Linked DNA regions of Homo sapiens: region 1 is linked to region 2. Evidence: chromatin contacts called from ENCODE Hi-C or POLR2A ChIA-PET data. All regions are on one chromosome and are shown on one strand. The core of a region is the stretch at or near the end of the contact, and the rest is flanking DNA. Distances in the headings are between cores, read along the strand shown. Region 1 has its middle 46 kb from the start of LINC02530. Region 2 has its middle 110 kb from the start of TMEM170B.

Region 1 (4,215 bases), core at 811-3,310, 890 kb after region 2:
AAAAGATATTCCAGGACACATTTTAGGCATTTCCTTGCTAATGTCTTGCTTGAAAATAGCATATTCTCAAAGGAAACCCGTTTTACTTCATGAAGTATAGAGGGGTCATTACCTATTCTGATAGGCTAATTCAGGTTTGGTTGTGTTAAAGTGGCTCACGTGATCAAGGATTTATAGATGCTGATTTACTCTGAATGTTTATCCCTTATTCTTATAGCTGAGGCTGTTTGGCCAGGTCATTTAACAACGCCAAAATGATTGTTTAAAGCAAGACAATGTACTTATGTGGTGGTGTGTGCAATGTAAAGCCCTAACCTAGAAGATTGACACTTAAGACTTGACAGAAACATTCTTTTTGCAGCAAAATAAACAGTTTTTTCTTCTCCTAGATAAGGTAGAGCACTTTTTTATTAATCCATATGGTTTGTTCTCTTGCATAGGAAACCACTAAAGACAACAATTTTCCAGATCTCTTCCTCCAAGTTTTCATTATCAATAAATGCTTGTGATATCAGCTGAGGTTTTTTAGCCCACACATCCGGCTTGTATCTTAATTGCAATAACTTCTTGTCACAAACAGCCAATGTAGTGATGTATGGAAAAAGTGGATTTTTTCCTTGTCCCTCGAGTCTGCCCTAACCCCCACCTTCAGCCCCCTCTGCCTTTCCCCCATTCCCAACCTCACGGAGCCCGGAAAGTCTTTCAGCATTCCTGGAAAGTTACATAAGACACCAGAAGTAGATAACATTGTATGTTTCCAGTTTAAAATGCAGAATGTTTATGCCTGTAAGGAGAGAAGAATGAAAGAATGTCCCTTTCGGAAATCATATCTGAAATGACTGGGGGGCTGACAAGTGCTTCCCTTACAGTAAAAATAATGTTTAAGGACTTGAAGTGTTTTTTACTACCTGGTAAATAGCAAGTTCTTTGTTCCTTAAGTACAAATCCTAAGCACCTAAAAGCCCATATTACAGCCAACTAGGCTGAGCATTCCAAGTTCTTATTTGAGGCAAGGGCAGTAGAAGTGAAATTTTATTTTTTATTTTATGAAAGTATGTATGTATGTATTTATTTATTTTGAGATAGGGTCTCACTCTGTTGCCCAGGATGGTGTACAGTGGTGAGATCACAGCTCACTCTAACCTTGAACTCCTGGCCTCGATTGATCCTACCACCTCAGCCTCCTGAGTAGCTGGGACTACAGGCACATGCCAAAAGACCTGGGTAATTTTGTTTTGTTTTGTTTTGTTTTTGAGACAAAGTCCCGCTCTGTTGCCCAGGCTGGAGTGCAATGGCACGATCTCGGCTCACTGCAACCTCTGCCTCCCAGGTTCAAGCAATTCTCCTGCTTCACGCTCCCGAGTAGCTGGGATTACAGGCACGCACCACCACAACTGGCTAATTTTTGTATTTTTAATTGAGATGGGGTTTCGCCGTGTTGGCCAGGCTGGACTCCAACTCCTGACCTCAGGTGATCTGCCTGCCTCTGCCCCCTAAAGTGCTGGGATTACAGGCATAAGCCATCACACCTGGCTTTTTTTTTTTTTTTTTTTTTTTTGTAGAGACAGGGTCTCACTGGGTGCCCAGGCTGGTCTCAAACTCCTGGCGTCAAGTGACTGTCCTACTTTGGCCTCAAAAAAGCACCGGGATTATGGGTGTGAGCCACTGCCCCCAATTCCCAGTCTTCTTTTAAGGGTATGGAGGGCAAAGGGTTGAGGACGAGAGTCTTGGCATGGCATGAAAGAAAGGCAAGCCAGGTTCCACTGTTCGCTTCTGATTATCCCTCAAATGCCTAAATCACTGCTATGGAGAGTTTGGTCTCCCCAAACCCAGAGTCTCAATCACATAGACTGCTCCCGTTTGGTGTGGGACAAACCTTCTGAGAACAGAAGCCACTGTGCTACAATTTGGAAGAGGAGAGCATTTAGTTAGAAAATGGAAGCACCAAAAACAGAGGTTTGATGTATAAACATATTTGCCCAAATCAACATACCACACAGAATTGGCTCTTCCGTGGCCTCCTGACCTTGCCCTTCCCTTCAGTGAGGTCAGCACGGAGACACGCAGCCCCGTGGCTGGTTCCAACACACTGCAACGGTCTCCAGGGCAACACTGGCTGAAGGTCATTTCGGTGCTGCCCAATTTCCAGGAAGCGGCTGTTCTCTGTGGTCTGGCATCGGGGTGGAAAGTTTAACCTGAGCACAAGGGGAAGGTGGTTGGTTTCTGCAGACTCTGCATTCTTTTCTCTGGTGGGTCAGATTTGTGAGCAAGGATTGGCTCCCACCTAGATAGTAAATATTTTTGAAAGGTCTGTGGAGTGTAGACATGACCTTTGCCCAATGGACTTACCACCCATCTGGATAAGTAGCAACCAAAGGAAGATGCCGAGCATCTCTGCTCCTTTCCTTAGAAGGGGAAGTGACTTGAGAAATGGAATGAATTAACAAGGAATGAAAAACACAAAAGGGTTTAGGGCAGTTTCTTTCCCCTGTCCCTATTGGCCCCTATTCTTATCATTTCTTTGTGATGTTGCTGATTCTAGTTTACTTTTTGAAACGGAATTATGCCACGGGAGGGGTGTAGGTCTGCTGATACTAAAATAAATGCAGGGTTTAGCAATAACTCTCTTCACAGCAATGACTCCTCTTTATTTTAAATATTGTCTCGGCCAGTTCTTTCTTGCGTGTCCTTTTACTTAATATCATTGATGATACTTATTCTCATGGGCACTCATCAAAAGTTGATGGAACCCCTACTAAGCACCAGGCACTGTGCTAAGCCCTGAGACTAGAAAACAGGCAATTACACTACAGTGTGTAAGTGCTATGGAGGTCAAGAGGAAGTAAAGTTACCCAATCTGAGGGACAGCCCAGTGTGATGGCCTTGAAGGGATGATCTTGGGCACCAGGTAACCTGCAAAGATCCTTAACCTGGTACAATCCTTCATCTCTCTCTAATATTTTCTATCGAGGCATTTTATGAATTGCCTCCTGGCTAAAAGTGACTGCATAAGTCACTTTTAAGCGTTTCATGTCTAGAAAAACCTAAGGGTAAAGAGGGCAAAAGATAGCATCACCTTACAAACAGGACCCTATATCCCATGGTCTCCATGCCTCAACATGGTGGCTCACACGAAGAAAGACTCCCACATGAGGACTTCAATTGTAGTTGTTTACCTTCCTAATGAACCAAATAACTGAAGCTGATTAAACTCTTCTTAAGAAATAATCACTCGCTCTAAGAAACTTCCACAGGAAACCTGAACATTTTTATTATACCTGGAAGATCAAAGTAGAATGAAGAGATCTGGGGAGGTGGAAGCTGGTAGTGATGTCTCTCATCCTGGTGATTTACAACAATCACCACATATGTGGCATCTGAATGACAGAAGCTAGAAAGACTCTCAGGAGAATATTTCACACTTAACATTGACAGAGAAGAGCCCCAAATCCAGGGAAACCAGCTGATCTAAGTAAAATCAGCCCCAATAAACAATAGCTCATAGCCCTTCACAATCACTTTATGGATCGGTGTTATCCCATTTTACAGATGAGGAAATTAAGGTTTAAAGAGATGAAGCTACTTGAGCAAGATCATCCCAAATCACCTTTTACTGGTTTCAAAGCCTGACAACAGGCACGGCAATACTTTCTCATGTCCGGAGTTTATTTATGTCAGACACACAGCTTGGGTAGCTTCAGAGCTACCCAAGGCTCTGGAGCCTTAACCATAATGCAATATTATATAAAATTAAGGGATTTCTTGAAATAAATTATCCTCTATGGAAGGGGTTGGCAAACTACTGCTCACAGTCCAAATCCAGTCCTCTGCCTGTGTTTTCAAATAAAATTTCATTGAACATTCTCATTCGTTTGTGTATTATCTGTGGTTACTTTCAAGCCACAATGGCAAGGATAAATAGGTGCAACAGAGACCACAGGTCTTGCAAATCTGAAATTATCCACTACCTGACCCTTTACAGAATAGTATAAAAGTGTTACTATAAAATGAGTTTATCTGTCTATATATTATTCTCACTCAATAATTTACAATGCTTCAAACATTAACCCTGAGGCTATTTGCAACTTCCAAATGTATCCTCCAAATAATGAAAGACTCAAGTCTACTTCATGCAGTTTTAGGGGTAAGTATATTTTATATTATTCATATCTACTTTAGGTGAACTTAGTATAATTCTCTTAGCTAAAACATTCT
Region 2 (4,269 bases), core at 1,331-3,830:
ACAGATCAATGGCCTTTACCATATCCACACAGTTGTGCACCCATCAGCAGAAGCAATTTTTAGAACATTCTCATTATCCTAAAAAGAAATTTCACACCCCTTAGCTGTCAGTCCCTGATACGCCTATTTGGCTATTTCTGCATCTTCTTGGGAGAAATAGCCGTTCAGAATGCCTCCTAAGTCTTAGGCAACCACTAATCTGCTTTCTGTCTCCGCAGTTTGCCAGTTCTGGATGTTTCATAGTATGAAGTCATATAATATGGGGTCCTTTGTGACTGGCTTCCTTCACTTGATATGTTTGTGGGTTTTTTTGTTTTGTTTTTTTTCTTTTTGAGATGGAGTCTCGCTCTGTTGCCCAGGCTGGAGTGTAGTGGTGTGATCTCAGCTCACTGCAAGCTCCACCTCCCAGATTCAAGCAATTCTCCTGCCTCAGCCTCCCGAGTAGCTGGGACTACATCACTTGGCATGTTTTTAAGGTTCATTCATGTTGTAGCATGTATTTATACTTCATTTCTTTTTGTTGCTGAATAATATTCCATTGTATGGACATACCACATTTTATTTATCCTTTCATCAGTTGATGGACATTTGGGTTCTTTGTGCTTTTTTGCTATGATGAATAATGCTGCTATGCACATTTGTGTACAAGTTTTTGTGTAAACATGTGTTGTCATGTCTTTTGGGTATATACCTGGGAGGTGAATTACTGGCATCTATGGTAACTCTGTGTTTAATCATTCAAGGAACTGCCAGACTGGTTGACTGCAGAATGGTTTCCAAAGCAGCTGCAGCATTCTGCATTCCCATCAGCAGCATATTAGAGTTCTGATGTCTCCACATTCTCACCAACACTTGTTATTATCTGTCTTCTCTGTTAGAGTTATTTTAGTGGGTGTGAAGTGGTGACAGACAGGACTAGCCAGATTTCTTAGGCCGACTAAGAATTCCACAGCCTAGCTGGGAAAGGTGACCGCACCTACATTTAAACACTGGGCCTGTAACTCAACTCACACCCAACCAATTAGGTAGTAAAGAGGGCTCACTAAAATATAAATTAGGCTAAAGCAGGAGGATAAAGAAATAGTCAAATCATATATCGCCTGAGAGCACAGGGGGAGGGACAATGATCGGGATATAAACCCAGGCATTCGGGCAGGGAGCAGCAACCCCCTTTGGGTCCCTTCCTATTGTATGGGAGCTCTGTTTTCACTCTATTAAATCTTGCAACTGCACACTCTTCTGGTCCATGTTTGTTATGGCTCGAGCTGAGCTTTCGTTCGCGGTCCACTACTGCCGTTTGCCGCCGTCACAGACCCGCCTCTGACTTCCACCCCTCTGGATCCGTCAGGTTGTCCACTGTGCTTCTGATCCAGCGAGACGCCCATTGCCGCTCCCAATCGGGCTGGAGGCTCGCTATTGTTCCTGCATGGCTAAGGGCCCAGGGTTCGTCCTAATCGAGCTGAACGCTAGTTGCTGGGTTCCAGGGTTCTCTTCTGTGACTCACGGCTTCTAGTAGAGCTATAACACTCACCGCATGGCCCAAGCTTCCATTCCTTGGAATCCGTGAGGCCAAGAACCCCAGGTCAGAGAATAAGAGGCTTGCCCCCGTCTTGAGAGTGGCCCGCCATATCTTGGGAGCTCTAAGAACAAAGACCCGCACGTAACAGTGGTATCCTATTGTGGTTTTGATTGATCCTTGGGGGCTAATGACACCCAACATCTTTTCATGTGCTTGCTGGCTACTTGTATGTCTTCTTTGGTAAAATGTCTGTTCAGCTTCTTGCCTGCTTTCAACTGGGTTATTTGTCTTGAGTTGTCATAGTTCCCTATATATTCTAGATACAAGTCCCTTATTAAATGTATGATTTGTGAAACTTTTCTTCCACTCTATGGGCTTTTTCACTTTCTTGATGGTGTCTTTAAATCATATATGTTTTTAATTTTGATAACCTCGTAGGACTTTAAACGGTGAATTATTTTTTCTTTGCCTTTGGGTCATTAACAAATAGACATTAATAAACGTGGTGATAAAAATGTTTGCTAAGGAATACATGGTGAAGTGATCTGTAAGAGGGAATTCCAGATTAATATAAAAGGCAAAATGAATGGATAGAAACTGTAGCATTAGACGAAACAGCAGGAAGTAGGGTACGGTGGGAGAAGATGTGGTGTGGAGAAGGGCAGTCCTATATATGCAGGAATCACTCCAGTTGCCGAATACCAAAAGGCCCCTCTTCAGTGTCATTGTCAGAAGGAAATATCCTTGAGGGACAGAACTCACGTAATTAAGGACAACCACAAGGAGATTATAGTTTATAATTTTCTGCATGTTCTTAGAATAAACAGACCCCCCATAGCAATAACTACTTATTAATGAAGTCAGGTGTGCATGCTCATTCCTAGCCTGGTTAGTCTATGGCATGCACATAACACAGAATTTTTGATGGATGAATATTTATTTATGCATGAGTAGCACGGATATTACACTTGCAGATGAAGCCAGAGTTCCAGGTTGCTATCATCATTGTATGAATAGAATGGAGTTGTTTTTCCTTATTATTTTCCTTGTCTTTCTCCCTTCACCTCCCCCAACCTTGCCACTTCCCATCTAAACACAGGAATATACTAATCAGGGAAATATGCACTGCTGTTTAGCAAAGGGGTCAAACCCATTTGGATGGAATTCCAGGCTCAGCAGGCTAACAATGGCAGGAAACTGGGCCCTCAAGCCGGCTGCACCGGGGGGCTGTTGAGCGATAGCTTGTTGAAAGAGGCGGCCCTGGGGTATGCTACTTTGGCTTGCTTTATGTTTGGAATGCTGCGATTGTTCCAGACACAATGAGGGATCTGTCTGTCCACACAGGAGCAGTTATAATTACAGGAACAGAAGCTAAATTACTGCTCTTAATTGCAAATGATTCCATTGCAGCCTGTATACAACTCTACTAATTTGTCCTCTGGGCTTTATGGGGGCAGGCAGGATTTTTAATTTAATGTCTTTGGTGATTATGCTTTATGTCCACTTCAAATTGTAATGCCCTGCCGGTGAGGCCAGGGTCCCTTCTGCTTCAAGTTCATACCCTTCTGTACTACCTGTCTTGTTGATTTTGATGATTCAGGCCAGTACATGATGTTGCCTCTGCTGAGAAGACAGGGTGTTCAAAGTGCATCTGACTCTGGTGTCCTAAAACCTTGCTTTGTTGCTGCCTTTAAGGGGCAATCATAACATCCTGTAGAGAGGTCTTCTTGTGTATGTGACTTAGGAAACACTTCCTACTTAGGAAAGAAGGTTGACATCTGGCCTGGCATTGTGTTCTGGAAAAGGCAGCTGCAACAGATGTGAGTTTATAGCAAACATCATCAATAAGTGGATGCTCTTTTATTGTGGAGTAGGATCTCTGTCCCTTTGTCTGTTAGGAAGTGCTTTGGGAAGATTCACCACCCTTGATAATTTAAACATCATTCCTTCATTCATTCATTCATTCAGCAACTGTTATTTGAAGGTCTACTATGTGCCAGTATTAGGAGTGGGATGAAGAGTAGAGTAAGAGAAGGCCTACGCTATGAGCTTACAGTCTCTGTAGGGATCCAAACACATAAATGAGTAAGGCAGTGTGATAGTGTCATGGCAGAATTTTACACGTTTCATGGCCTGCAGATAAGAAGTGAAGAATATTCCCAGAAGCAGCCACAAACCTTTCCTTCCAGAACATTGTCCAGAACTGAAACATGGACCAATATTAAAACAGTCACTGGTAAGTGGATAGGCTAACTCTTCGATCAATCAGGCCTGCCCAAGGAAAAGGGAGAAGAGACAGCTTTCCTAGAAGCATAGGGCAAAGGTGGGAGATTTAGGTGTCTGAACGAAATCCAGTCTCTGTTTAAAGAAGAAGACAGAATGATGCTGAGAGACACCCAATAATATCCATCACCTCAGACAGACATGTCAGAGAGCTCACTCTGGCAGCAATGTAGGGATTGGGGATGATGGGGCAGATTGAAGGCAGGGACATAGTTGGGAGGTGCTGTGGGATTCAGGGAGGGGGCTGAGAGCTGGAACTGAGGCAGAGATACGTGCCAAAGAGAGGAGGGATCAGTTCTGAGAGCTGCAAGGAAGAAGAATTTATAACAGTGATTCTTAAGCACTGGGGGAACGTTGGCCCCAAATAATCTGATGCTAGCAGTTTTACATTAAATGTCAAGCTTGCCAACTTGATCCATTAGCATCAGTGTGACCTCCATGACCAGGAAGCTGGACTGGTCAGCCCT

Evidence for each region. Hi-C counts contacts between places; a loop is a spot of excess contacts on that map. ChIA-PET counts read pairs that join two places held with the same protein, here RNA polymerase II (POLR2A). Pooled maps may share reads with other maps.
Region 1: a map of endothelial cell of umbilical vein shows a loop between it and region 2 (16-fold over the local background). The contact joins two enhancer-like sites. A Hi-C loop is called at or near these places in 1 of 168 maps with a recorded cell type or tissue (endothelial cell of umbilical vein) and 2 of 50 pooled maps. POLR2A ChIA-PET finds 5 or more read pairs at or near these places in 1 of 52 experiments (endothelial cell of umbilical vein).

What each region holds. Positions count from the first base shown.
Region 1 is chr6:12,536,936-12,541,150 of GRCh38, forward strand. No RefSeq gene overlaps it. Among named protein-coding and RNA genes, the nearest start is that of LINC02530, 46 kb to the right of the region's middle. Within about 2 kb of position 2,061, at least 7 of the 41 ENCODE cell types and tissues checked have a DNase peak (open chromatin) inside an H3K27ac peak, as active enhancers do.
Region 2 is chr6:11,647,756-11,652,024 of GRCh38, forward strand. No RefSeq gene overlaps it. Among named protein-coding and RNA genes, the nearest start is that of TMEM170B, 110 kb to the left of the region's middle. RefSeq lists enhancers at 2,375-2,980, 2,981-3,586. Within about 2 kb of position 2,581, at least 2 of the 41 ENCODE cell types and tissues checked have a DNase peak (open chromatin) inside an H3K27ac peak, as active enhancers do.